Linked DNA regions of Homo sapiens: region 1 is linked to region 2. Evidence: chromatin loops called from intact Hi-C (ENCODE). Cell type or tissue: A673. All regions are shown on one strand. Links, peaks and the distances in the headings refer to the core of each region. The heading gives the core; the rest is flanking DNA. Region 1 overlaps LOC105376103 (a long non-coding RNA gene). Region 2 has its middle 700 kb from the start of LINC01507.

Region 1 (15,735 bases), core at 5,210-13,209, 73 kb before region 2:
AGGCTTGGGCAGAAGTAAGTTTTTAAAGCTACCCTAAAACATAAGAATCTAATTTCTGATATGTTTCTAATTTATTATTTAAATTGAATTTTCCACCCTTGAGTTAATTCATTTATAGCTTATTTTGGAACATTTTACTCAGTGCAACCTTCTAAAAAGAATGTTTACCATGATTTTCTCTTCTTTTTTTGCCAGAAATGAATATTAAAATATGTCAGAATATGAAATGTTATATAATTTGATGGAAAATTTGAGCCATATTCAAAAATGGAATATAACAGATATACAGATTTCTTATCTATATAGTTTTAACAAATGCATTTTTTACTTACAGTATAAGACAATTTATTTTTATCATTTATATGAGGATAACCACAAATAATTCACAGTTGATTATGGTCAAGCCTATTTATCTACTCTTAAATTTTAACCAATATATTTTACTCAATTTCTTTTTAGGACATTTTTCTTCTTACCATGAATGTAGTATTTTTGAAAGCTGCCAGACTGATAGCTCTGTTGAATGAAAGCCTCTATTTAACCACAGATGAGCTACGATATGGGACGCAGCAATGCATAATCATCAAATTTCTGTACTGGAGGAGGCATATTTGCTTCTCTACACATGTGATGTGGGCATATCCAATTATAACCACTGAAAATTACACAGCTGTAAGGAGAAAACTGACTTATTAAAATATTGCACACACCGGTCACTATTGGTTACCCAGGTTAGGATCCAAGGGCAGGACAATGGAAACAGGAACCCTAAGTAGTTGTTTTGTACTTTCTTTTTCTTTTTTTGTTTTTTGAGACAGAGTCTCGCTCTGTTACCCAGGCTGGAGTGCAGTGGCGCAATCTCGGGTCACTGCAAGCTCCGCCTCCTGGGTTCACACCATTCTCCTGCCTCAGCCTCCCGAGTAGCTGGGACTACAGGCGCCCGCAGCCATGCCCGGCTAAATTTTTGTATTTTTAGTAGAGACGGGGTTTCACTGTGTTAGCCAGGATGGTCTCGATCTCCTGACCTCGTGATCCGCCCTCCTCGGACTCCCAAAGTGCTGGGATTACAGGCGTGAGCCACCGCGCCCGGCCAGTTGTTTTGTACTTTCTACGTGGCAGCTAAATTACTCATATCACTGTTTTGGGTTTCTTGACAATATTCATCTAGGGCTGAAATTCAAGCACTACAACAAGCAACATTTTAAACATGGCCAATCTATCGTATTATTGACAGAGTAAGTTTTCCAGAAAAATTACTGAAATTAAGAATTAATCTCCTTTCCTAAATGCAATTTCCATGTATTTTTTAAAGTTGGATGAGCAAGAAATCACTTATTTGTTGTAAACGTGGATTCCAGTTGAGTTATTCATGAGGCAAGTGCAGTAATATCTGTTAGATTCAGTATCTACTAAAGGTATTGAAAGACCATCTGAACAAACAAAGCAGGTCCCCATTCCTAACTTTAACATGCAAACCAGTCAGCTCTCACGTATTAAGGGCCTCATGTAGACCGTGGACTGTACTTCGTGACATAATCTTCCTGCATTCAGAGAGCAATGGATTAACACAACTAACCAAAAATCCAAATTAGATTGCATAGTGTGATATACAATGCACCTACGTATCCATCTATAGCATGATCTCTGCATATGTTTGTTTGCGGTTGCGCAGAATGGAAAGTTCCTGATAGAAAAGCTCAGGAAAAGTTGTAAGAAGGAAGTTGTATTCACGAACTGCTTAAAAAGACAGTTGAATTTTAACAGCCATTTCTAGGTGATAATAAACACACATTTTGGGGAGTCATTTTCTACCACTCATTAAGATATGGGTGATTTTGTTTTTGTGCCTGAAATAGAGCTGTATGAACAGACTATTTCAACAGAAAATTGAGTTATAAACTACTGGCATCTCTGGAATTATGACCCTTCTATTACCCGTGTCAAAACTCATTGAGTCGTACATCTAAGATTTGCATATTGCATTGAATATTAATTTTAACTGAAAAGATAAGTAAAGAAGTATTGAACCTGCTGAAGTATTTGGGAGCAGGAGGAGGTATACCAATGTCTGAAACTTTGAAATGCATAGAAAATAAGGTGGATGGTTAGATAGATGTGTATATAAAGCAAGTATGCTAAAATGTTAATTGTAGGATCTAGATGATGGGCATATTACCCATAAAATTGTTATTTCAACTTTTCTCTTTTTGATAATTTTCATAAAATGTTGCAACTGAGTTACCTTTAAATATTTGCACATGGTATCCCAGTAGCTTGGTCTAGCTAGGGTCTAGAAAACAGTATTTTTTTTTAAGCCCCCATCGAATCACACATAAACTCAGGTTTTAGAACCATGATCATAAGATGTATTTCAACTTTTAAAAGTTCTTAACCATTTTTAATCTTCATACCGAATTTTAATAGTGCCAAATTTAATATATCTTTCACTTAGTATTGTCCCATAACCCCAAAAGTCAGTGCTAAAACAGAATAAACCCTTCTTAGTTCTCTATTTTTATACTAAATGAAATCTAATACATATATTTATATCTTTGTATGTTTGTAGGCTTCCCTGAGTAACTACTTTTCTACATGATGTAGCCTCAAAATATTTCCTCAAAGGTCAGGAGTTTGAGATCAGCTTGGTCAACATGGTGAAACCCCGTCTCTACTAAAAATACAAAAAGTTAACTGGGCATGGTAGCATGCATCTGTAGGGGCTGAGGCAGGAGGATCACTTACTTGAACCTGGGAGGAGGAGTTTGCAGTAAGCTGAGATCTTGCCACTGCACTCCATCCTGGGTGACAGAGTAAGTCTCTGTTTCACAAAAAATATTTCCTCGAAGACTTTTTTTTTAATATAAGAGAATGTAAAGATTTTTTTCTTTTTGATTTTCATTAGAAACTAAATGAAAACCTTACTGAAAAGTTTATTTTCAAAGTAGATCTCCTAAACAAAACTTGTGTTTCTCAGCAATTCATTTTGGCAAGACTTTTAAAAAATTTAATAAATTCTTTTGGGCAATATTTGACCTCCTCTAAGCCACGACACTCAACCTTAGGTCCACATTTAAGTAAAAATGATAAAAAATCAATGTAGGAAAATAACAAAGCATTTCAGAAAAACAAACAAAAGACAAGCTTTTAATCCTAATGGCCAAATGTGAAACAGAGTTGGAACAGGGAGACGTCTGGTGGGATCGGGCTAATGTAAAGAGGGTTGGGACCTAGGTGAGCCCCTCTTGCTCCAGTCCTGGTAGCAGCATTGACTAGAGTGGCCGTTCAGTGCTCCCCAACTCTGCAGTGGGACCCACTGAAGAAGCAACAGTCGTAGAGGTAGGGCTGCATAGTCTCTGTGAATACTGAATACTTTGCTGTCAGGAACTCTCAGAGGTCTCTGCAGTGAAACTAGGGATTTGTCAACATATGTGAACGTTTAGTTTACTGTCAAGGGGTGAAATGTTTATTAATAATTTTTTATTATTATTGTAATTCTGGTGCATAGATTGACATTACCCCTCAATTATATGAAGCCACCACCATCGATCTACATAAACCTATCTTCATAAAAAATTTTATTATTCCAATTCATTTCTCAAACTTTTCGTGTTCTTTTTGTTTTGCATCTACTCTGCCCTTCCTATATATAACTCAAATGTATTTACTAGAGCAGCTGCATATACATATAGCTTTGAAAAAATACATAGTGTTTTTTGTGTGTATCAATTGATCACATTTTATGTTAGGTATAATTGTATTATTTTTCATACTCAACCACTTTTTGCTCTATATCATACCATAACCTTTAATCCTCACGCAGTATTCTTTCCTAGACATCTTCCCTAGAGATGAACAATCTGGTCATTTCCAAGTTATTGAAACCAGATTCCTTTATGGACCTATATGAGAGCCTCCCCATTATTCTAGTAATTTATTGGAATTTCATTGAATTTATAGATTAGTTTGGAGATAATTGACAGTTTTCCAATGTTAAGTTTCTTGTCTGTGAACTAGAGCTGGTAATCAATTTGATTTTCTTTCTATGCCCTTTAGTGGGGTTTCTGGGTAATATGCAGTTTATAGAATTTTCATAAATGTATTCAATGTTATAAGCTTCCTTTCAAGAAATGCTTTGACTACCCCCATACGAAAGATGATTTCTCTTTTAAGGCAAGAGCTATTTAATATACATTTTAGTTTCTATATACATAGATTTTTTTATAGTTGTATTTTTGTTGTCAATTTACAATTACATAGTAGTGTAGAAAAAAACAGAGTCTCTACAATGCTGAATCTTTGGAGTGTTTTCTTTCATACTTTCTCTGAGAATTATTCTGTTAATGACTTTGTGAAGGTAGGTGCTAGAAAATAATGTGTATTTTCTCTGAGGTGTAAGGAAATTATCTCTCACTGAGATTGTATATTTGGGTAACTATTAAATATAAATTTCATTATAAAACTTTTCTGTTGATGTCTTATAAATTTTTTGTTAATTTTTCTGCTTTCATCTCTATTTTGCCAATGTAAAATTCCACTCTTGTTTTACATGAGCTTGTTATTTCCAGTACATATTTTTCATCCTCTATTTTCAATCTTTCTGCATTTCCTTGATTTAAATTTTTCTCCTGTAGGCAAATTATTCCTCAATATTTTTATCTAATGTATGGGCCTTCTTTATTGATGAGTTAAATTAATATAGATTTATTGTCACTACTTTTATATTAGAGCTTATTTCTCCTATCTTATGTATCTTTTTTAATATCAATTTTTATTTCTACTCATTTTCTATTTGCTTGCACTGAATGCTATTTTGCTGGTCTAACAACTGTGTTACATTTATATTCTGTCATTAATTATGCCTCTAATAATAGGACTCATGTTATGTTTACTTCCTTCTCTCAGTTTTTAAAACTTATTAAAATATATGCCTTTCTTTAAAATTAGAGACTGCCTTGGTCTGTTTTGGTCTCACTCTAGTCTTTCCCTCTCATGTGGAGTTTTAGTTTTGAACTTTTGTGGATGTGCTATTTTACATAACTTTTAGTCATTGCTTATTTATATAATCATATATTTACTATTTTTTTCCCAATGAAACATTCTATAAAGAAGTAACCTCAAAGATTTATGCCACCTTTTGTGGGTGCAGTTCTTCCGAAAGTGCTTTAAAGAGGAAAGTTGTTATTTCAAAATAATTTTATTATTCATAATCATACAAATATATATTTGATGATATATTTATTTCACTTTTCCTTTAACTAATAGTGTAATTGGGAATGTAATTGTGGGCTTAAAGTTCTTTTTTTTTTAAATTGCCAGATGTTTGCAAATATTATTTCATGCCTTTTTCCATCTACGATGTGCTTTTTGTATGTAAAATGTTTATCCTTCCTGGATATAGAGTTTTCTACTTGTATTTGATATTTTTAAAATTTTACTGAACTATGTTTACCTGTGTGTTTGTGTATGTGTTTTAACTTGTCCTATTGGCACTTATAAACTCTTTTTAATCGAGATCTTACAACTTTCTTTAATTCTGAAAAATTCTCTGCCATTATTTTACATTTTAAGATGTTTTTATAAGGAAGTTTTGAAATCTTATTCCCTTCTTCCACTTCTTCTGGGAGGTCATTTAAATCGGTATAACAATAGCTATTTCATCTCTATTTATCTTTTTCTTTCTCATTCATTTCTTCTATCTCTTTCCCATGTGTTTGGAATAATTTTTTTTTCCTACGATTTGTTACTAAATAGTGCATTTTCTAATTGGAAACATTCTTCTATTCTGTACCTCAACTGACTTTGTTATTTCAACAATTACATATATTTTTCATATTCAGCAGTTCCAGTTGATTCTTTTCTTTAAAACATATAACTTCTTTTTTTTTTGGTTTATATTTTCAATAACTTCTCTCATCTCTGTAAAAGTTATTGGTGATTGTCACCTCTCATCTGGCTTGTTTCCATCTGGACTCCTGGTTTCTATCTATTTCTCCTACAGCCTATGTATTAGTCAGGGTTCTCCAGAGGGACAGAACTAATAGGATATGTGTATATATGAAAGAGAGTTTATTAGGCAGAATTGGCTCACACAATCTCAAGGCAAAGTCCCATGATAGGCCTTCTGCAAGCTGGGGAAGAAAGAAGCCAATAGTGGGTCAGTCCAAGCCCAAAAGCCTCGAAAGCAGGGAAGCCAACAGTGTAGCCTTCAGTCTGTGGCTGAAGGCCCAACAGCCCTGTCAAAACACTGATGTAAGTCCAAGAGTCCAAAGGCCAAAGAACCTGGAGTCTGATATCCAAGGGCATGAAGAATGGAAGGAAGCATCCAGCATCAGAGAATGATTAAAGCCAGAAGATTCAGCAAGCCAGCTTAGCCCACACTCTTCCACCTGCTTTGTTCTAGCAGCCCACCCAGATTGAGTGTAGGTCTTCCTCTCTCAGTCCACTGACTCAAATGTCAGTCTCCTCTGGCAACACCCTCACAGACACACCCAAGCCTCATACTTTACCAGCTATCTAGACATCCTTCCATCTAATCAAGCTGACACCTAATATTAACCATCACAGTAATTACGTTTAAATTACATTATGAGTCTACCTCATTCACTAGTTCTGTTTTTTTTTTTTTCTGGTGTAGACTCTTCAGCTTATTTTTCTTTCATAATGATTGAATTTCTTTGATGTTTCATTATACAAATATATCACACACACAGAGGCTCATATGCCATTGGGAATTTTAGTTATCAGGTATTTTTATTTTGTTTTCATTATCAGTTATCATCAGTTATAATTACCGTGGCCTCTGCTATTTATTTGGGGCCAGGCAAAAACCCAATACTTTACCAGCTATCTAGACGTCCTTCCATTCAATCAAGTTGACACCTAATATTAACCATCGCAGTAATTATTATGTTTAAGTTACATTATTAGTCTACCTCATTCATTAGTTCTGTTTTTTTTCTGGTATAGATGCTTTAGCTTATTTTTCTTTCATAATGATTGAATTTCATTGATGGTTCGTTATACAAATATATCACACACACAGAGGCTCATATACCATTGGGAATTTCACTTATCATATATTTTTATTTTTTATTCATTATCAATTATCAGTTATAATTATCCTGGCCTCTGCTGTTTATTTGGGGCCAGGCAAAAACCCAGGATTCTCACATACTCTTGCAGGTAACTTTAGGGAGCAGATTGGAGGCGCAGTACAGTAGGTGTAGTTTATGGTATTGCAATCCTGGCTGGTCACTTTATCCTGCTCCATTTACCCACTATTCCTACTCTGTAACCTAACCTGGAGATATTTTCCTCCAGGAAATGGAGTTTATGAAATGGGATTTGCATATCCAGGGCACCAAAAGCCTGCTTTTTATATATGTATTATTATTATTTTTAATCTGAGCTACTCTTTAGACATCTCCTAATCTTACTATTTTGTTATCAGCTGATTCTGGATGGCTTTGTTGTTTCTTGACCTTCTACATCAACAGGATAGACGATTATTATCCCAAGGTCAATAAAGGAAAAGAAAAGGGCACAGCTAGAATAACTTCTCCCACAAAGTCCCTGCTTATGATGTCTTGCTATTTTTGTTTCTGGGCTGATAATACCATCTACCTAGAGACCCAATCATCTTGTGTCTTTGTGAATGTTTCTACTAGACTTTGTATTTAGTTCTGAAAAAAAATTAAGACTCCCTTTTACCTTTTGTTTCATAACCAAATTTGACTCAGAAATCTTATTTGATATTCAGAGATTTTTAAGATTTTGGGGGCTTTAATGTTTGCATGCTTTCCATCATTATTTTTTCTGGTTTGTCATTTATTTCTTTGTTTATACAAATAGATACTGAAACCCAAGATTATATTAAATCAGGTTATAACAAGATTTTTAAAATAGTTGATATTTTAAAGGTCATTCACGATTAAACTTCTTCCTGTCATGGCAGTAAGAATACTTACAAAGTACAACATGTAACTCGGATGGCTAAAATGAAAATTGTTGATTGGAGGTATTGAAAAGTTGCAGCTGGGATTTGAACAAATAAAGTATTGGTAGGATCCCCAGAAGTAGAAACAGTAGAAAGCCATTGCCAATTCAATGGTCAAAGAGACAAGGGAGGAAAGACATTACTGGAGCTCAGTGAGAATTGGAAACGTGGAGGAGCCAATTCTAGGGGGAAGGAATCCATAGCTCCTTTGCCCTAGATGGAGGGGCCATCTAGGGGGACGCTACAGTCATGGAGGGACAGAGCTTCTACCAGAACATCTCCATGGAATTAGGAAGGGAGTGAGGAAGTAATGCACCTTTATTCTCTCCTCCCACCCTCGTGTCCTGCCAGTGCCAACCCTTGGTTGAACCCAAATAGAAGCCAAAATAGTAAGGAGGTAAGAAGAAGCAGGCCAAAGAGGTAGCTTTCTGGGGAACAGGACAGGTCAGATAAGGTTGACTAATAGACATGAGAAGAGAATAAATTGAGTATTACCAGAATTCTAGCCTTTCTGTGCTTACCTTCTATCTTGGTGTTTTATAATACTCAATTAGACGATTCTGGTAACTTTGTCACAAATGTTCTATTCCCCCTTTTTCCCTGAAAATTTTCATTTATCCTACAGTGCTCCTCACTAACATCCGCGCCTCTGTGAAAATCTTCTTTATCTCATTCCTCTGAGTTTGGTAATTTGCCTACTGTTTGCACATAGCACTTACTATTTACTTTCATTACAACAATTTTCACATTTCATCTTAATTGATTAGTGGCTTTTCATTCTTTTTCTCATCTCTTCCAGAACAGAAATTGTCTTGTCATTCTGTGTCCCTTGGGACTCCTATTATTACTGGCAGATGGTAAGTGCCCAGAAAAAAATTCACAAGTGAATAAAAGGGAGAATGAATGAGTATGAGAGTATCTTCCCCAAGAGAAAAGGAAAGAGTGGGCAAATCGATCACAAGCAAACAAGGAAAGTAGGAGATTGAGGAATTAAGAAATAAATGATGTTATCAGTGAGAACAATATAGAAGGCTTAAAGTCAAAAATAAAATGGAATTAGGCTAAAACTTAAGTGGAAAGATAAAGTCAACAAAACGAAATGAAAAACCAAAAAGCTGAACACATTTTAAAAGGTATGCAATCCAAATAAAATGGAGTTCACAAATATTTTCTGTAATTGGTAACAAAAAAATCTAATTTAGAGATGACTTTTCTTAAGGTGCTGAGAAAATAATTTTAATGTTAATTCACCCTTTTATTCTTTGATTTCAGCAAATTTTGATGATTACATTTTCTAAATCCATGATTAAACTTCTCTGCCATGGCGTAAGTGTACTTACAAAAACCAAAATGTAAAGGGTAAAGTGAGGTTGGCACCATTTTAAAACTCTGTACCCATATTTTGTTTTAGTAGTCAAAGTTTACATTTAAACTTGGTATTTGTTTATAGTTAATAAAAAGAAAAGAACATATGCTGTTATTTAAGTGCTCTGGTGAATAATTTCCCCTTATTTCTAAAGCTATAACTGATATTTGAAGACTGACCCACTCATCTAAAGTTTAGATAACTCAAGGCAGATTTTAGAAGTATTTCTTCACACTCAGGATTATTAAGTATGAAAGGACGTATGTCCATCCAAAATTCGTAGTACTCATTTTGCTAAAATTTATTTTATATAGCCTAGCCAAGACAGTACAACATTTTGCTAATTAGTAATGGCTCATTTAAATAGCCACTGGTTTCTACATATTTCCACACACGAAAAGAAGGAAGGAAGGAAGGAAGGAAGGAAGGAAGGAAGGAAGGAAGGAAGAAAGGAAGGAAGGAAGGAAGGAAGGAAGGAAGGAAAAAGAGAGAGAGAGTTTTAATAGGTTTTATTATTGAGTTATGTTAAGGCCAACAGATCAGGAGATGATTGCCATTGAAAAGATAGTTTGTGGGCTAGGCATGGTGGCTCACACCTATAATCCTTTGGAGGCCAAGGTGGGAAGATTACTTGAGGCCAGGAGTTCAAAACCAGCCAGGGAATCGTAGCAAGATCCCTTTCTCTACAAATAAATAAATGAATTAACTGGGTATGATGCCATATGCCTATAGTTCAAGCTCCTTGGGAGGCTGAGGCAGGAGGATTATTTAAGTTCAGGAGTTTGAGGTTGACATGAGCTATAATCACCCTACTGCACCCCACCCTGGGTGACAGAGTGAGAATCTATCTCTAAAAAACAACAAAAAGATAATGTGTTATACTTACAGATGGAGACACAGGGGCTCACATAGGCCAGCATGCGGTGGGGGAGGTGCAGTCAGGAGGCAAAGGGAGAGGGAAAATCTTGAGCCAAGAGCCTTTATTGTGGTTTCCTCGGGAGAAATTACAGCAGGATCAGGGTCATAGGTGCTGTCTCTAGTTGTCTAGGACCTAGCCCTGGAATGCTAAGGGAAGATGGATAGTGGCTTAGAGTACAGAGTGTAAGCTGTGCATTGGTTGATTTGCATATGAAAGTTGTGCTCGCAGGTGAGTTGTTTACTCTCTCTAGTAACTGGCTAATCCTGGAGTGAGCTGACTTCCTCTAGGGTCAGCAGGGCCTCAGATGTCAAAACATCAAAATATAGATAGACACGGTTAATATAAGAAGGAAAGGAAGGATATTTTATGAATGAATACATGAAGAGCAAATAAATATTTCATATTAGAATTCTGGTGCAAGACTAACAAAAGTGTATATGTTTTTAGTCTAGAAACGTTTAATGAAAATATGGTCAGATAAAAATAATAATAAACAGTATTATATAGAATGTTTTGTCATGGATGACCTCAAATACTATTATATTTGTAATTTAAAATATATGATCCTGTGAGTCATGAATTTATAGAAATTGACTTGCAGAACTTCAATTAATGACCTTGATTATTTTTCTGTAAGAAGAGAGGGAGAGGTTATGTGAGTGCAAGTAAATTAACCTTTCATTCCATACCCTACCAACTTCTTCTCCACTGACAAGTAATCAAGATTGTTTGACAGAAACAGCAAGTTGTTTAGCTTCTCAGCTCTCCTGCCGCTAAAATATGATGTCAGATAATTTGTTCCTGTTTAGGTCTAGCTTGATTACTTCTGGTTCCCTGAGATTTGAATTGATGAAGTTTTACTTTAGTTACATAGCAGTGTTAATAAATGCTGTCCTGTTTATTAATGAGATGCCAAAACTGTATTGTTATATTTAGAGGACAGAGCCAAGTTCATGTAACTTAAAGTAGTTGAATGTAATAAAAGGTTAATTAGACTTCATGACCTGTTTGGAATATGTCTTGGGTCTCAATACCATTTAACTTTCAATGCAAAATACCAAAATCCAGAATTAATTTATAAGATAACAATTTAATAGTCTGTCATTTAAATAGTAAATGATTCTAACACCTCCTGAAGATATGTAAAACTGAAAGAAATACTGAAAACAAAAACTTAAAAGAGGAAAGCAAAATAAGATTCAGTCAAGGCCAGCCAAAGTGTTATTTCCTTTGATTCAGTGTGAGTATATTACATGAACATTTTATTCACACTGTATACACAGGATGTCAAACAGTCCCCACTGAAGGAAGAATCATTGTGAGAGCTTTCTATAAATTATTCAGATGTATAATATGAAGAATTTAAAATACAATGCAATCATTGGGTAGAGAATATATGCTACAGAAAATTTCTAACTCAACTTTACCTTCTCATTTTCGACTGAGGGTAAGTGAAAAATATTAACTTGAAAGACCACGCAAGAACACTATTCAATGGCTAATAAAAATTTTTATAGGTGAAAATAAAACTGCACAAAGTTCTAGCCATATTGAAATCACAAAATAAAATTATCTGAATTGTCTAAAAATTCATCTAATGAAAATTTCACTGAGAAATTTAATAATTTTTTTTCATGTTTCAGGCAAACAGAATGCAAAAGAAGTCCATATCTAGAGAAATCCTGGTGGAATTTTTCAAACTTCTATGACAAAAAAAAGTCCGATGAGTTTCTAGATTTTAAAAAGTACTAAATTACTTTTTAAAAAATCAACTTTACAAACAACATGAAAACAGAATGTTTAAGAGGAAAAATTATGTGTAGCTTATAATAATAATTATATCCCAGTTTTCCTTACTTTACTGGAGTACAGAGAAATGACTTTTTAAAAAGGTATACAAGTTTTATTAAATAAAAGTCAATGTGAGCTTCTTAATATTACCATTCTGACTTAACAACAATTGTATTTATAAGAAATATGTATTTAGCTACTAAAGTATAATAGCAAAAACTAAAATATGCTTTGAATAAGAGATTTCTCTCTCCTGTGTTATATAATACTCTCCTTTTACTGAAATTTCCTCTATATAGCATAGATCGTTGAGTATCATATGAATATTACCTTGAGTAAGTTTCGGTAGTTTTGTCTTTAAAAATATGTCCATTTCATATAGGTTGTTTAATTTATGGGCTTAGAGTTGTTCACAGCATCCCTTTGTTCTTTAAATGTCAGTACAGTCTGTAGTGATGTTTCTTTATTAGTTCTTATTGTTTGTAATTTGCATTTTCTCTTTTTTTTGGTCATTCTAACTAGAAATTTATTAATTTTATTGAAATTTCTAAACAATCAGCCTTTGGGTAAATTAGTTTTCTTTTTCTTCTGTTCTAAATTTCATTGATTTCTGCTCTCATTTTCATTATCCTTTCTTCTATTTGCTTTTGGTTTAATTTGTTCTTCTATTTTTCTCTCAGAAGGAGGTTAGATAATTCATGTGAATTCTGTTTTCTTTTCTAATATAAGCATTTAAAGCTATCAGTCTCCCTCTACGCACCACTTTAGCTACATTGTCAAATTTTGAAAATAATAAGAGCTATTTATGACAAACCCACAGTCAATATCATGTTGAATGGGCAAAAGTTGTAAGCATTCCCTTTGAAAATTGGTACAAGACAAGGATGCCCTCTCTCACCTCTCCTATTCAACACAGTATTGGAAATTCTGGCCAAGGCAATCAGCAAGAGAAAAAAATAAAGGATATTAAATAGGAAGAGAGGAAGTCAAATTGTCTCGGTTTGTAGATGACATTATCCTATATTTAGAAAACCACATCATCTCAGCCCAAAAATTCCTGAAACTGATAAGCAATTTCAGCAAAGTCTCAGGATACAAAATCAATGTGCAAAAATCACAAGCATTCCTTAACACCAACAATAGATAAGCAGAGAGCCAAATCATGAATGAACTCCCATTCACAATCACTACAAAGAGAATAAAATAACCAGGAATAGAGCTAACAAGGGATGCAAAGGACCTCTTCAAGGAGAACTACAAACCACTGCTCAAGGAAATAAGAGAGGACACAAACAAATGGAAAAACATTCCATTCTCATGGATAGGAAGAATCAGTATTGTAAAAATGGCCATACTGCCCAAAGTAATTTGTAGATTCAATGCTATTCCCATCAAACTGCCACTGACAGTTTTCACAGAATTAGAAAAATCTATTTTAAATTTTATGTGGAATCAAGGAACACCCTGTATAGCCAAGACAATCCTAAGCAAAAAGAACAAAGCTAGAGGCATCACGCTACCTGACTTCAAACTATACTACAAGGCTATAGTAACCAAAACAGCATGGTGCTGGTACCAAAACAGACATATAGGCCAATGGAACAGAACAGAGAAATAACACCGCACATCTACAACCATCTGATCTTTGACAAACCTGTCAAAAAGAAGCAATGGGGAAAGGATCTCCTATCGGATAAATGGTGCTGGGAAAGCTGGCTAGCCATATGCAGAAAACTGAAACTGGACCCCTTCCTTACACCTTCCTTACACCTTACACAAAAATTAACTCAAGATGGATTAAAGACTTAAGTGTAAAACCAAAAACCATAAAAACCCTAGAAGAAAACCATCAAAACCCTAGGCACTACCATTCAGGACACAGGCATGGGTAGACTTCATCACAAAAATGCAGAAAGCAATTGCAACAAAAGCCCAAATTGACAAACGGAGTCTAAACTAAAGAGCTTCTGCACAGCAAAGGAAACTATCATCGGAGTGACCAGGCAGCCTAAAGAATGAGGAAAATTTTTGCAATCTAACCATCTTACAAAGGTCTAATATCCAGAGTCTGTCAGCAACTCAAACAAATTTACAAGAGAAAAACAAACAAATCCATCAAAAAGTGGGCAAAGGATATGAACAGACACTTCTAAAAATAAGACATTTTCACAGGCAACAAACATATGAAAAGAAGCTCGACATGACTGATCATCAGAGAAATGCAAATCAAAACCACAATAAGATACCATCTCACGCCAGTCAGAATGGCAATTATTAAAAAGTGAGGAAACAATAGATGCTGGCGAGGCTGTGGAGAAATAGGAACTCTTTTACACTGTTGGTGGGAATGTAAATCAGTTCAACCATTGTGGAAGACAGTATGCCTATTCCTCAAGGACCTAGAACCAGAAATACCATTTGACCCAGCAATTCCATTACTGGGTTTATACCCAAAGGAATATAAATTATTTTATTATAAAGATGCATGCACACATATGTTTACTGAAGTACCATTTACAATAGCAAAGACATGGAACCAACCCAAATGCCCATCAATGATAGAATGGATAAAGAAAATATAGTACATACACACCATGGAATACTATGCTGCCATAAAAAGGAATGCAATCGTGTCCTTTGGAGGGACATGGATGAAACTGAAAGCCATCATCCTCAGCAAACTAACACAAGAACAGATGACCAAACAAGTTTTCACTCATATATGGGAGTTGAGCAATGAGAAAACATGGACACAGAGAGGGGAACAACATATACCAGGGCCTGTTGGGGGTGAGTGGTGAGGGGAGGGAACTTAAAGAGGATGAGTCAGTAGGTGCAGCAAACCACCATGGCACACATATACCCATGTGTCAAACATGCACGTTCTGCACATGTATCCTGCTTTTTTTAGAATAAGAAAAATTTTTTTGATATGTTGTCTTTTCATTTTCATTCAATTCAAAACATTTTATAACTTCCCTATGACTTTTGAAACATGGCTTACTGAGACATATGGTGTTTATTTTTCAAGTATTTAAATATCTTTCTTGATATTCTCTGTAATTGATTTCTAGTTTAATTTCGTGAGTTCTCCTGAGATCTGGTTGCTTAAAAGTTTGTAGCACTTCTTCCTTCACTCTCTTCCTCCTGATTCAGCCGTGTAAGACATGCTTGCTTTCTCTTCGCTTTCCATCATGATTGTAAGTTTCCTGAGGCCTCCTCAGCCAGGCTTCCTGTACAGCCATCTGCAGAACTGTGAGCCAATTAAACCTCTTTACTTTATAAATTACCCAGTCTCAGGTAGTTCTTTATAGCAATGTGATGATGAACCAATACAGGGACTCTGGATATTTTCTGTCTTAGCATGGTTAGGCTACTATCACAAAAATACCACAGGTTGGCATGATGGATTATAAACAACAGAAATTTATTTCTCACAGTTCTGGAGGCAGAGTAGTTCAGGATCAAGGTGCTGGAAGATTTGGTGTCTGGTGAGGACCTGCCTCCTAAATCATAGACTGCTGCGTTTTGGCAGTGTCCTCACATAGCACAAGGGGAAAAAGAACTCTCTGGGGCCTCTTTTATAGGGTCACTAATCCAATTTATAAGGGAGGTGCCCTTATGATTTATTCATCTCCCAAAGGCCCTACCTCCCAATACCAT
Region 2 (15,735 bases), core at 3,912-11,911:
GTAATGTAGAAAATCTTTATTTTCAGCTTTTATTTTAAGTTCAGGAGTACATATGCAAGATGTACAGATTTGCTACACAGGTAAACATGTGCCATGTTAGTCTGATGCACAAATCATCCCATAGCCTTGGTATTAAGCCCAGCATCTATTAGCTATTCTTCCTGATGCTCTCCTTCCTCCCACCCCCACCTCTGATAGGCCCCAGTGTGTGACATTCCCTCCTCCCATGTACCTATGTGTTCTTATCATTCAGTTCCCATTTAAAAGTGAGAACATACGGTGTTTGGTTTTCTGTTCATGCATTAGTTTCTAAGGATAATAACTTCCAACTCCATCCATGTCCCTGCAAAGGACATGATCTCTTTCCTTTTTATGTCCGCGTAGTATTCCATGGTGTATATGTACCACATTTTCTGTATCCAGTCTATCACTGATGAGCGTTTAGGTTGATTCCATGTCTTTGCTATTGTGAATAGTGCTGCAACGAACATGCATGTGCATGTATCTTTATAATAGAATGATTTATATTCCTTTGAGTATAAACTCAGTAATGGGATTGCTGGGTCACATGGTATTTCTGCTTCCAGGTCTTTGAGGAATCACCACACTGCCTTCCACAACAATTGAACTAATTTACACTCCCACCAACGGTGTAAAAGCATTCCTTTTTCTCTGTGACCCCACCAGCATTTGTTGTTTTGACTTTTTAATAATCGCCATTCTGACAGGCATGAGATGCTATCTAATTGTGGTTTTGATTTGCTTTGCTCTAATAATCAGGGATGTTGATCTTTCTTTCATATGTTTTTTGGCCACATGTATGTCTTCTTTTTAGAAGTGTCTGTTTATGTCCTTTTCCCACTTTTTAATGGGGTTGTTTTTTCCTGTAAATTTGTTTAATTTCCTTGTAGACGCTGGATGTTAGACCTTTGTCCAATGGATAGATTGCAAACATTTTCTCCCGTTCTGTAGGTTGCTTGTTCACTCTGATGAAGTTTCTTTCTCTGTGCAGAATCTTTTTAGTTTAATTAGATCCCATTTGTCAATTTTTGCTTTTGTTGCAATTGCTCTGGTGTTTTTATCGTGAAATATTTCCCCGTGACTGTGTCCTGAATGGTATTGCCTAGATTTTCTGCTAGGGTTTTTATAGTTAGGGGTTTTACATTTAAGTCTTTAATCTGTCTTGAATTAATTTTTTGTATATTGTGTAAAAAGGAGGCCCAGTCTCAATTTTCTGCATATGGTTAGCCAGTTCTCCCAGCATCATGTATTAAATAGGGAGTTCTTTTCCCATTTCTTGTATTTGTCAGGTTTGTCGAAGATCAAATGGTTTTAGGTGGGTACAGTCTTATTTCTGAGTTCTCTGTTCTATTCTATAGGTCTATGTGTCTGTTTTTCTACCAGTACCATGCTGATTTGGTTATTGTAGCCATGTAGTATCATTTGAAGTCGAGCAGTGTGATGCTTCCAGCTTTGTTCTTTTGTTTACAATTGCCTTGGCTGTTCAGGCTTTTTTTTGGTTTCATATGAATTTTAAAGTAGATTTTCCAATTCTGTGATGAATGTCAATGGTATTTTATTAGGAATAGCGTTGAATCTATAAATTACTTCGGGCAGTATGGCCATTATCTTCCTATCCATGAGCATGGAATATTTCTTCATTTGTTTCTGTCCTCTCTGAGTTCTTTGAGCAGTGGTTTGCAGTTCTCTTTGGAGAGGTCCTTCACTTCCTTTGTTAGTTGTATTCCTAGGTATTTTATGCTTTTTGCAGCAAATGTGAATGGAAGTTCATTCATGATTTGGCTCTCTGCTTGCCTGTTGTTGCTGCATAAGAATGCTAGCAATTTTTGCACATTGATTTTGTATTCTCAGAGTTTGCTGAAGTTTCTTATCAGCTTAAGAAGCTTTTGGGCTGAGACATGGGGTTTTCTAAATATAGAATCCGGTCATCTACAAAGATAATTTCATTTCTTCTCTTCCTATTTGAATACCCTTCATTTCTTTCTCTTGCCCGATAGCCCTGGCCAGAACTTCCAACACTGTATTGATTAGGAGTGGTGAGAGAGGGCATCCTTGTCTTGTGCTGGTTTTCAAGGGGAATGCTTCCAGCTTTTGCCCCATTCAGTATGATATTGGCTGTGGATCTGTCATATATGGCTCTTATTATTTTGAGTTATCTTCCTTCCATATCTAGTTTATTGAGAGTTTTTTACATGAAGGGATGATGCATTTTATTGATGGCCTTTTCTGCATCAATTGAGATAATCACATGGTTTTTGTCTTTAGTTTTGTTTATGTGATGAACCACATTTATTGATTTTCATATGTTGAACCAACCTTGCATCCCGTGGATGAAGCCTACTTGATTGTGTTGTATAAGCTTTTTGATATGCTGCTGGATTTGGTTTGCCAGTATTTTATTGAGGATTTTTGCATCAATGTTGATCATGGATATTGGCCTAAAATTTTCTTTTTTTGTTGTTGCTCTGCCAGGTTTTGGTATCAAGATGATGCTGGCCTCATAGAATGTGTTAGGGAGGAGTCCCTCCTTGTCAATTTTTTGGAATAGTTTCAGTAGGAATTGTGTCAGCTCTTCTTTGTACCTCTGGTAGAATTCAGCTGTGAATCCATCTAGTCCTGGCTTTTTTTATGTTGGTAGGCTATTTATTACTGCTTTGATTTCAGAACTCTTTATTGGTGTATTCAGGGATTCAATTTCTTCCTGGTTCAGTCTTGGGAGGCTGTATGTGTCCAGGAATTCATTAATTTATTCTAGATTTTCTAGTTTATGTGCATGGAGGTGTTTATAGTATTCTCTGATGGTTGTTTGTATTTCTGTGGGGTCAATGGTGATCACTTCTGATTTGATTTTTCTCTCTTCTTTATTAGTCTAGCCAGTGGTCTATTTTATTACTTTTTTGAAAAACTGCCTCCTGAATTCATTGATTTTTGAAGGATTTTTTATGTCTCTATCTCTTTCAGTTCAGCTCTGATCTTGGTTATTTCCTGTCTTCTGCTATTTTTTGGGTTTGTTTGCTCTTGGTTCTCTAGTTCTTTTAGTTGAGAGATTAGGTTTTTAACATGGGATCTTTCTACCTTTTTGATGTGGGCATGTAGTGGTACAAACTTCCATCTTAACACACTGCTTTAGCGGTGTCCCAGAGATTCTGGCATGTTGTCTCTTTGTTCTCATTAATTCCAAAGAACTTCTTGATTTCTGCCTTAATTACATTATTTACCCAAGAGTCATTCAGGAGCCGGGTGTTCAATTTCCATGTAGTTTTGTGGTTTTGAATGAATTTCGTAATCTTAAATTCTAATTTGATTGTGCTGTGGTCTGACAGACTGTTCTTTATGATTTCAGTTCTTTTGCATTTGCTGAGGACTATTTCACTTCTGATTATGTGATCAATTTTAGAGTAAGTGCCATTTGACACCAAGAAGAATGTATAGTCAGCACTTTTTGGATGGAGGGTTCTGTAAATATCTATCAGGTTCACTTAATCCAGAGCTGAGTTCAGGTCCTGAATATTTCGTTAATTTTCTGTCTCTTTGATCTGTATGATATTGTCAATGTGGTGTTAAAGTCTCCCACTATTAATGTGTGGGAGTCTAAGTCTCTTTGAAGGTCTCTTAAAATTTGCTTTGTGAATCTGGGTGCTCCTGTATTGGATGCATATATATTTAAGATAGTTAGCTCTTCTTGTTTAATTGAACCCTTTCCTTTCATATAATGTCCTTCTTTGTTTTGATTTTCATCGTTTTAAAGTCTGTTTTGTCAGAACTAGGACTGTAACTCCTGCTTTTTTCCATTTTCTATTTGCTTGGTAAATTTTCCTCCATCCCTGTATTTTGAGTCTTTGCACATGAGATGGGTCTCTTGAAGAGAGTCTACTGATGGGTTTGGCTCTTTATACAGGTTGCCATTCTGTGCCTATTAATTCGGATATTTAGCCCATTTACATTTCAGGGTAATATTGTTGTGTTAATTTGATACTGTCATCATAATGCTAGCTGGTTATTTTGCACTTGTTTATGTGGTTGCTTCCTAGTATCACTGGTCTGTGTACTTCAGTGTGTTTGTGCAGTGGCTGGTAATAGTTTTTTCTTTCCATATTTAGTGCTTCCTTCAAGAGCTCTTATAAGGCTCGCCTGTTGGTGATGAATTCACACAACATTTGCTTGTCTGAAAAGAATATTTCTCCTTTGCTTATGAAGCTTAGTTTGGCCAGATATAAAATTCTGGGTTAGGAATTCTTTTCTTTAAGAATGTTGAATATTGGCCTCAAATCTCATCTTGTTTGTAGGGCTGCCGCTTAGAGGTCCACTGTTAGTCTGATGGGCTTCCCTTTCTAGGGTACCTGGATTTTCTCTCTGTCTGCCGTTAACATTTTTTTTTTGATTTTGACCTTTGAGAATCTGATGATTATGTGTATTGGGGTTGATCTTCTTGTGGAGTAACTTACAGGGGTTTCTGCATTTCCTGATTTTTAATGCTGGCCTGTCTTGCTATCATCCATTCTCCTGGATGATATCCTGAAGTATGTTTTCCAACTTAGTTTATTTCTCCCTGTTTCTTTCAGGTACCCAAATCAGTTGTAGGGTTGGTCTATTCATATAATCCTATGTTTTTCAGAGGTTTTGTTCGTTTCTTTTCATTCTTTTTTTCTCTCTATTCTTGTCTGCCTGTCTTATTTCAGAAAGATAGTCTTCGAGTTCTGAGATTCTTTCCTCCATTTGGTCTATTCTGCTGATGATACTTGTGATTGCACTGTGAAGTTCTTGTATTGTTTTTCAGTTCCATCAGGTAGGTTATGTTCTTCTAAACTGGCTATTCTGGCTATTGCTCCTTTATTGTTTTAGCATGATTCTTATCTTCTTTGCATTGGGTTACACCATGCTCCTTTAGATCAACAAAGTTCATTATTACCTACCTTCTGAATCCTAATTCTGTCATTCAGCCTTCTCAGCTTCAGCCCAGTTCTGTGTTTTTCTGGAGTGTGTTGCAGTCATTTGGAGGGGAAGAGGCACTTTGTCGTTTTGTTTTCAGCGTTTTTTTGTTGATTATTTCTCATCTTTGTGGGCTTCTCTACTTTGGATCTTTGAGGTTGCTGACCTTTGAATGAGGTTTTCATGGGGTCATTTTGTTGATGTTTTCTGTTTGTTTTCTTTTCTTTTCTTTCTTTTTATTTTATTTATTTTATTTTATTTTATTTATTTATTTATTTATTTATTTATTTATTTATTTATTTATTTATTTTGAGACAAAGTTTCACTCTTGTCATCCAGGCCAGAGTGTAATGGCATGATCTTGGCTCACTGTGACTTCTGCCTTCTGAGTTCAAGTGAGTCTCCTGCCTCAGCCTCCCTGAGTAGCTGGGATTACGGGCATGCACCATCATCACCATGAGCTGCTAATTTTGCATTTTCAGTAGAGATGGGGTTTCACCATGTTGGCCAGGCTGGTCTCAAACTCCTGACTTCAGGTGATCCACCCACCTCAGCCTCTCAAAGTGCTGGGATTATAGGCATGAACCACCACACCCTGCCTCTTTGTTTTTTGTTTTGTTTTTTTTGTTTTTGTTTTTGTTTTTTTGTTTGATCTAACAGTCAGGCCACTCTACAGCAGGGATCCTGCTGTTTGCTGGGGTCCACTCCAGACCCTAGTGGCCTCAGTTTCTTCCATACCTGGCGTTATCACCAGTGAATCCTGTGAAACAGCAAACATGGGGGCCAGCTTGTTCCTCTTGAAGCTCCGCCTCAGGGTGTACTGACTTGTTGCTGCCCTGCACACACCTGTAGAAGCTGGTTGGAGACCCCCATTGGGAGGTCTCACCGAGTCAGGAAGAACAGTGTCAGGAACCTGCCCAAAAAATCAGTCTGCCTGTTTTTTGGCAGAGGAAGTGTGCTGCATTGTGGGGTACCATTCCTCATCTTGGATTGCCTGTATTCTCCAAAGCTGGCAGGCTGAAGTAGCTGAGTTAACTGAACCGCAGAGATGGCAGCCATCCCTTTCTCCAGGAATTCACACCCGTCTTAGGCGGACTCCAACCCACTGGCATTGGCTGGCTGGGATTCTAAGCCAGTGGATCTTACTTAACTTGTGAGGTGCCGTGGAAGTGAGGCCTGACACTGTTGGCTCCCTGGATTCAGCCCTCTTCCTAGGAATATATATGGATGGAATTCCTGTCTTGCAGGAGATACCAGAGCCAGAGTACGTAAAACTGGGCCTCTGTATGTGCCTGAACAGCTGCTCTGCAGGGACTCCACACAGCTCTGTGTATCAGACCCAAGGGCCTGGTGGCATGGGCCCACGAGGGGATCACCTGATACATGCATTACAAAGATCTGTAGGAGAAGCGTGGTTTCTTGTGTAGGGTCTCACAATCGCTCACTGGTTCCTTTGGCTGGCGGTGGGAGTCCCTTTGATTCTGTGCTGCTCCGGGTAGGCCACTGCCTGCCACCCCACCCAGCTTTTCTTCCTTCTTTGTGGGTCGCCTTGTTGTTTGCTTAGTCAGTCCCTGTTCAAGAACCTGGATATTTCAGTTGAAGGTGATAAATTCACTTGCCCCTTCTCATTCCCCTCTGTGAGTGCTGCGGACTACAGCTGCTTCTGATTCTCCATCTTGGTTCAGTGTCCCTCAGTTTCCCTTTGATCACTGCCTTTAAGAAAAGCTCTTCCTACCTGTCAATAATAATCTCAGCTAATAACTCTAAACTTACAAATATAGTAATATATCAACTATGAAATTAAAAAAGACACACTGGGGTAGGCCAACTTATGCTCCCCACAAAGATGTCCACATCCTAATCTTCAGAATCTGTGAATATGTTATTTTCCATAGCAAAAGGGACTTTGCGGATGTGCTTAAATTAAGGATCCTGAAATGCAGAGATAATTTATTCTGGATTATGTGTGTGTGCTCAATGTAATCTCAAGGGTCTTTATAAGAGGGAGGCAGCAGCATCACAGGCGGCATAGGTGTTGTGACAATGAAAGCAGAAATTGGAGGGATGCCGTCAAAAGCCAAGGTTGTTGTCTGCCTTGAGAAGCTGAAAATGCAAGGAAAAGAACCAGATTTATTGACACTGTTTTTAACCCCATGAGATTCCTTTTAGACTTATAAACTCTAGAACCGAAAGAAAATAAATTTTTGTTGTTTTTTTCACTACATTTGTGGTAATTTGTTACACCAGAAATAGAAAACAACCTGTCTTTCAGCACCCATATATCCAAAGCCAAGGTCCATATACTCACCCTTATATATTCAGTGTGGTCAGGGGAGTAATACAGCCCCTTGCTAGTTTGAATCATGTACCTTCATTTGTAATGTACAGAAGGTGAATTGGAGATAGACAACACACAGCAGCCCCTAAGAAGTGGTTGTTCATTGGATTCGACATTGAATTACTCATAAAAAAGTGACAAATAGGATTTCAAAATATATAAAAACAACAGGCATCTACTACTTTCCACACATTGTTTGCATAGAATGCACATTCACCTACCTTCTCTTATATACAGTTGAAAAATATTATCACATAATGCAGTGCAACTATTTCTTAAGAAGCTAAAATGTACACAACTCTTCACCAGAATAGACAGTCTCTTTTAGTTGCTGCTTCTAGTCTCAAATCTAATATCCCTGGGTGATTTACATTTCTCTTGGCCAGAAATGAAGTTGAAATTTCATCACCCCAAATAAGTAATTTAACTCTCAACAACAAAAGAAAATATAAAATATTAGAAGAAAATTAAAAAAAATAAAAATTTCCCTAATAAAAAAACGAGAAAAGAAACAACCTGTTATGTAGAGCAATTCATATTGCATGTGAATTGACATGTGCCCTCACTTGACAGTGAGGGCAAAGGCTCTGAGTTTTGACAGCGAAGTGAGCTCCTTTTGCCCACCCAATCTGCCCTGCATTCTGTTGCTGCTTGGATGTATGCTCATTACTGATACACATAGAGGGGTTTATAAAGTGACTACGTTAATTAGGCAGTCTAGTTTTTATTTTAGTCTGGTAGGACACAGATTCTGAAATTGACTTAAAGATTGAACAATTGTAAATTTTGACTGGCTTAAAAATTGAAAATTATAATTTCTATTTTAAAATATTTCAAAACCTAAATATATTTTAAAGAGAGGTTGGCTGCCAGTCTATTTGAATTCCGAAAATTGCATTAGGTTATCAAATTACAATGACAGAAATATTATGCAGTTATATTCTTAGATTGAGTTTTTTTTTTTTTTTTTTAAAAAAAAAGGTCTTTGCAATCCAAGAAATTACATGAGTTTCTGACTCTTAACCATCTTGAATTGTTGGCTACAGGCAGAAAGACACTGTTAGGAAGGTTGAATCTTCTTTTAACGATCAAGTGGGCTTTGGTCTGTATCTTGGAAGTAATCCCAGAAGACTTCCTATCCAATTTTCTGTATCAAATTTCTTGAAGTTCTCATGTTATTATACAATGGTCTTAGTCCTAAAACACAGTAAGTGACAGTTTAACCAATTTCTTTATTGACATTAAAAGCAGTTACTGACTTATCAGTTAAAGATGCAGGATTCTTCAATGTTTCTCATGATGCATAATGTTTTTTTATAGAAACTCTATCAGATTGAGGAAGTTTTCTTTCATTCCTAGTATGCTGCTAGTTTTTATCATAAATGGGCATTGGAGTTTCAAAAATTTTTTTGTTGACATATAATCATATAATTTCTCACCTTTATTAGTAAGATCAAATTACACTGGTAAATTTTTAAACGTAAAAATGAACCTCGAATTCCCAGGACAAACCCTATGTGGACTTTATGTATTATCCTTTTAAACAATGCTGGAGTCAAAGTACTCATACAAGTTACTAACACTTTGTTTCATATATATATGAACATATATATGCTAAGTATACATATGGTAATTAAATTCAAATGAGGTCATATAGTTGGGGTCCTAATCCAAGGGGATTGGTGGCCTCACAAAAAGAGAAAGAAAGAGAGATCTTGGTCTTTCTACAACACACACAGAAGGGGCATGAGAGCACACAGTCTACAAGCCAAGAAAAGTAGCCTCAGAATAAAACCCACCTTGCCAGGACCTTGATCTTGGACTTGCCAGTGGTTAGAACCGTGTGAAGTAAATTTCTGTTATTGAAGTAACCCACTCTATGGTATGTTATTATGACACGTCGAGTAAACTAATACAGTCAGAAAACATACTCCATATAATTTCAATTCCTTAAATGGATTGAAACTTATGACTCAGTCTAAAGTTTATCTTGGTGAACATACCATACATACTTGAAAATAATGTGATTCTATAGTTATTCCATGTAGGGGTCTGTAGATGCCAATTAAGTCAAGGTGGCTTATATTGTTGTTTATGTCATCCAACCTTACTGATATCTTTCATGTCTACTTGTTTTCCTAATTACTGAGTGTGGATTGTTAAAAAATATCCTTCCATTTCCTCCTTTAATTCTGTCAAATTTGCTTCATCCATTTTGAAGTTCTATAAATTAGATTCATACACATTTAGCAGTGTTATATCATTTTGATATATTGATGCCCTTATCGTTATGAAATGCCCTTTATTCAATAGTAATTCTCTTTGTCTTTATTGTCAATATCATAAGATATAACTTTTTCCAAGTGAATTTCCAATTGATTGAGCACCATTTATTGAAAAAGCCATTCTTTCCCCATTGCATTATGATTTGAAAAAGCCAAAAATCCTTTAATAAGAAGTATCCCTGTGGTCAAAATACACTTTGCAGGATTATCTATATTAGAAATCAAATTTTGTGGGAGTAGATGTGACCTGGCTAACGATATAGTCAAATAACAAAAACATCATCATAATTAGAGCCAATTTTTATTGAGCTTTTAAATAGGCTAATGTCATCCATGAATCATTTTTATATTATTTATTTATTTTTTTATTTTTTTCTGTTTTATTATAAATTGGCAAATGATAATTGTGTATATTTAGGGATTATAAAATGTTATATGTATACAATGTGAAATGGTTAAATCAATCTAATTAACATATCAATCACCTTAAATATTTGTCATTTTTTGCAATGAGAACATTTGAAATATACTTTCTTAGCAATTTTGAAATATACAATATATTAACTGTAGTCAATATGCTGTGTCATAGATCTTAAAAGACATATTTCTTATGTCTAACTGAAACTTTGACCAACACATCCCCACTCCCCACAACCCTCCATCTCTGACAAACATCATTCTTCTCTGTGATTCTCAGTCCAATTGTTGTAGGTACCACATATAAGCAAGATCATGCAGTCATTTGTTCTGACTTATGTTACTTAGCATAATGTCCTCCAGATTCATCCATATTGTCAGAAATGATGGAATTTCAGTTTTTAAGGCCGAATAATATTCTATTGTGTATATATGCTATTTTTACTTTGTTCATTTGTTGATTAACACTTAGGCTGTTTTCATGTTTTAGCTATTGTGAATAATGCTGCAAAGAACACAGAAGTGTAGACATTTCTTTGACATACTGATTTAAAATCCTTTGGCTATATATCCAGAAGTGGGACTGCTGGATCATATGGTAACTCAATTTTTAGTTTTTAAAGAAACCTCCATACTGTTTCCTAAAGTGGCTGTACAAATTTACATTCCTACTAATGATGTACAAGGGTTCCTTTATCTTTACATTGTCACCAACACTTGTTACCTTCTGTCATTTTCAATAACAGCCATTCTGACAGGTATGAGATGATATCTTATTGTGGTTTTAATTTGCATTTCCTTAATGATTAGTTATGTTAACATATATAAAATTTTAAATAAACACTTTATTATAGACTACCTATAGGTTTACAGAAGAGTCATAAAGTAGTGAAGAGTCCCCATATCCACCACAGCCAGTATCCTCTATTATTACCTTACATTAGTATAGTATATTTGTTGCAATTAATGAACTAATATTAAGATGTTATTATTTACTAAAGTCCATATTTTATTCAGATTTCCTCAGTTTTTACCTAATATTCTCTTTTTCATTATTGCTACAGGTCTTTTCCAGTATAATACATTGCAGTTGGTTGTCACGTCTCTTCACACTACCCTTGGCAGTGATGGTTTCTCAGAGTTTCCTTCTCTTTAATGACTTTCACAATTATGAGGGGTACTGGCAAGGTGTTTTATAGAATGGCCCTCAGTTGAAATTTTTCGGATGTTTGTCTCATGATTAGATTAGGATTATGGGTTTTGGGGGGAGGAACATGGAAGCACCATTTTCAGCACATCATTTCAAGGATATATGCTATCAGCATGACTTATCACTGTTGATGCTAACCTTGAGCACCTGCATGAGACAGTGTCTGTCAGATTTCAATACAAATACTACTGCCTCCCCTTTTCTATACTGTATTCTTTGGAAGGAACACACTATGCCACCTCACACTTAAATGGTGGGGAGTTATGCTCCCCTTTTTGAAAGGGATGTACCTATGTATAATGTGTGGAATTGTTATGCATAAGGTATCTGTATATTTTTGCTTGGCATAATTTATTTTCAATCCTCAGAAAAATCATATTTTGTCCTCAAAAAATAAAATTCTTGGAAATAAACTTAATCAAGGAGGCGAAAGCCTTGCACTCTTAAGACTACAAACCGTTTTTGAAAGAAATTAAAAAGGACATCATGAAGTGAAAAGATATCCTGTGTTCATGGATTGGAAGACAATTAAGATATAAATACTACACAAAGTAATGCAGATTCAATTCAATTCCTATCAAAGTCCCAATGACATTTTTTGCAAAAATAGAAAATCCATCCTAGCACTGATGTGGAGTCTAAAGGGATTCCAAATGACCAAAATAATCTTCAAAAAAAGAGCAACTCAAAACTTACTACAAAACTGCAGTAATCAAAACAGTGTGGTACCACCATAAAGATAAAGATATATATCAATAGAATAGAATAAAGATGCCAGAAATAAACCCTCACATACGTGGCCAAGTGATTTTAGAGAAGGATGCCAAGACCATTCAATGGGAAAAGAACAGTCTTTTCAACAAATTGTGTTGAGAAGGGTGGATATTTGCATGCAGAAGAATGAAGTTGGGCCCTTACCTTACACCATATATGCAGAATCACTCAAAATTTATCAAAGACCTAAATGTAAGACCTAAAACTATAAAACTTTTAGAAGAAAACATAGAGAAGAAGCTTCAAGACACTAAATTTAGAAATGATTTCTTGGCTATGACCAAAGGAAAAAAAAAAAAAAAAAAGCACAGGCAACAAAAGTAAAAATAGACAAAATTGACTGCATTAAAAAAAAAAAAAAAACTTTGAACGTCAAAAGACACTATCAACAGAGTTAAAAGGCAACCCATAGAATAGGCTGCAAATTATATATCTCGTAAGGAGCTAATATTCAGAATAAACAAAAATTCCTTCAAATCATCATCAAGAAAAATCAAACAACCCAATTAAAAATGGACAAAGAAATTGAATAGACATTTCTCCAGAGAAGATGTATAGATGGCCAATAAGCATACAAAAGAAATGCTGAACATCATAAAATAATTAGGGAAATGCAAATTAAGCTTACAATGAGACACAACTTTATACCCATTAGGATGGCTATTACTAAAAGATTTGGAAATAGGATTTTCAGGGAGGGGCCAAGATGGCTGATTAGAAGCAGCTACAGCCCATGGCACTCATGGAGAGGAAGAAAACCAGCAAGGGAATTCAGTACCTTAAACTGAAATGTCCAGGTTGTTGCATTAGGACTGACTAGGCAAATAACTCATGGAGAATAAAGAAAAGCATAGCGGGGCAATGACCCACCCAGGAGTGGCACACAGCCAAAGGAACCCACAAACACAGCTGAGAGAAGCACTTTCACTCATGATACCATCAGATGCAGGAGGGACCAAGTTGACTAGGGTCTGGAGTGTACCTTAAGCAAACCACAGCCCTTTGGAAAAGTGGCTTGCTAGTGAAAAGAAAAACAAACAAAAATAACAATGACAACATAAACAAACAAAAAAAGACCCCACAAAAACCCCATTCAAAGGTCAGCAACCTCAAAGATTGAAGGTAGATAAGCCCACAAACATGAGACGTAATCAACACAAAAATGCTAAAAACTCAAAAAGAGAGTGCCTCTTCTCCTTCAAATGATGGCAACACCTCTGCAGCAACGGCATGGAACCGGACTGAGGCTGAGATGGCTGAACTGATAGAAATAAGCTTTAGAAGGTGGGTAATAATGAACTTTGCTTAAAGGAGTATGGTGTAACCCAATGCAAATAAGCTAAGAATCATATTAGAACAATACAGAAGTGTTAGCCAGAACAGCCCATTTAGAGAGGAACATAGCTAACCTGATGGAGCTGAAAATACAACACAAAAACTTCACAATGCAATTATAAGTATCAGTAGCAGAATAGACCAAGCAGAGGAAAGAATCTCAGAGCTTGAAGACTATATTCCTGAAACAACACATGCAGACAAGACTAGAGGAAAAAAGAATGAAAAAAAATAAACAAAACCTCCAAGAAATATGAGATTATTTACAGAGACTGAAACTATGACTGATTGATATACCTGAAAGAGATGAGGAGAATGGAACCAAGTCAGAAAACATATTTCAGGATATCAGCCAGGAGAACTTCCCCAACATAGCTAGACATGCCGGCATTAACATTCAGGAAATGCAGGGAACCCAATTAAGTTACTCCACAAGAATGTCAACCCCAAGACAAAAAATTATTAAATTCTCCAGGGTAAAAATAAAAGAAAAAATGTTGAGAGCAGACAGAGAGAAAGGCTAGGTAACCCAGAAAGAAAAGCCCATCAGACCAACAGCAGACCTCTCCGTGGAAACCCTACAAGCCAGAAGAGATTGGGGGCCATATTCAACATTCTAAAAGAAAAGAATTTCCAACCCAGAATTTAATATCTGGCCAAACTAAGCTTCATAAGCAAAGGAGAAATAAGATCCTCTTAAGACAAGCAAATGCTGAGGGAATTTATCACCAATGGCCTGCCTTGAAAGAGCTCCTGAAGGAAGCACTAAATATAGAAAGAAAAAAAAAAGTTACCAGCTACTACAAAACACACTGAAGTACATAGATCAGTGACATTATGAAGGAACCACCTGAACAAGTCTGCCAAATAACAAGCTAGCATCATGATGACAGGATCAAATTTACACATAACAATACTAACTTTAAATATAAATTGGCTAAATGCCCAAATTAATAGACACAGAATGGCAACCTGGATAAAGAGCCAAGACCAAATGGTATGCTGTCTTCAGGAGACCCATCTCACTTGCAAAGACATACGTATGCTTGGGATAGAGGGATGGAGGAAAATATACCAAGCAAATGGAAAACAGAAAAAAGCAGGGGTTGCAATCCTAGTTTCTGACAAAACAGTCTTTAAACCAACAAAGAACAAAAAAAGACAAAGAAGGGCATTACATAATGGTAAAGGGTTCAATTCAAGAAGAAGAGCTAACTATCCTAAATATATATGCACCCTATACAGGAGCATCCAGATTTATAAAGCAAGTTCTTAGAGACCAATAAAGAGACTTAGACTACCACACAATAATAGTGGGAGACTTTAACAGCACACTGACAATACTAGATCATCAAGACAGAAAATTAGCAAAGATATTCAGGACTTGAACTTGGCTCTGGATAACAGGACTTGACAGATATCTACAGAACTCTCCACCAAAATTCAAGAGAATATACATTATTCTCAGTGCCATATGGCAGTTAATCTAAAATTGACCACTTAATAAGAAATAAAACACTCTTCAGCAAATGCAAAAGAACTAGAATGATAATAGTCTGTCAGACTACAGCACAATCAAATTAGAATTCAAGATTAAGAAATTCATTCAAAATCACACAACTACATGAAAATTGAACAATGTGCTCCTGAATGACTCTTGGGTAAATAATGAAATTAAGGCAGGAATTGAGATGTTCATTGAAAGTAATGAGAACAAAGGAACAATGTACCAGAATCTTTGGGATGCAGCTAATTAGTATTAAGAGGGAAATTTATAGCACTAAATGTCCACATCAAAAAGCTAGAAAGATCTCAAGTTAACAATCTAACATCTCAACTGAAAGAACTAGAGAACCAAGACAAAAAAAAAAACTCAAAGGCAGCAGAAGACAAGAAGTAATCAAGATCTGGGCTGAACTGAAGGAGTTAGAGACACAAAAAAGACCTTCAAAAGATCAATTAATTCAGGAGCTGTTTTTCTGAAAAAATTAATAGGATAAATCACTAGCTAGACTGATTAAAAAAAGAGAAAAGAATCATAAAAACACAATCAGAAGTGATGATGGGAATATCACCATGGACCCCACAGAAATGCAAACGTCAGAGAATACTATAAATGCCATTATGCACATAAACTAGAAAATCTAGAAGAAATGGATCAATTCCTGGATGCATACACCCTTCCAAGAGTGAACCAGGAAAAAATTGAATCCCTGAATAGACCAATAAAGAGTTCTGAAATAGAGGCAGTAATGAATAGCCTACCAACATAAAAAATGCCAGGACCAAATGGATTCACACCTGAATTCTACCAGAGGTACAAAGAAGAGCTGACGCCATTTCTACTGAAACTTTTCCAAAAAACTGAAAAGGAGGGACTCCTCCCCAACACATTCTATGAGTTCAGCATCATCCTGACACCAAAA

Evidence for each region. A loop is a pair of places that touch in the nucleus more often than their neighbours do. Peaks named below come from ENCODE experiments on the same cell type or tissue, not always from the same donor. Only the 100,000 strongest peaks of a DNase experiment are listed, where the experiment ranks them.
Region 1: it touches region 2 in a loop (6-fold over the local background); 2 of 110 quality-filtered maps call a loop at or near these places.

The regions. Positions count from the first base shown.
Region 1 is chr9:80,439,252-80,454,986 of GRCh38, forward strand. LOC105376103 (a long non-coding RNA gene) reads left to right here. Exons shown (of 3, transcript XR_929989.3): 2 at 8,796-8,853; 3 at 11,925-12,221. Among named protein-coding and RNA genes, the nearest start is that of LINC01507, 620 kb to the left of the region's middle. In A673, for the core only: no CTCF peak of the experiment used is centred there; DNase peaks (open chromatin) are centred at 8,830 and 9,950; H3K27ac peaks cover 3,145 bases.
Region 2 is chr9:80,513,424-80,529,158 of GRCh38, forward strand. No RefSeq gene overlaps it. Among named protein-coding and RNA genes, the nearest start is that of LINC01507, 700 kb to the left of the region's middle. In A673, for the core only: no CTCF peak of the experiment used is centred there; no DNase peak of the experiment used is centred there.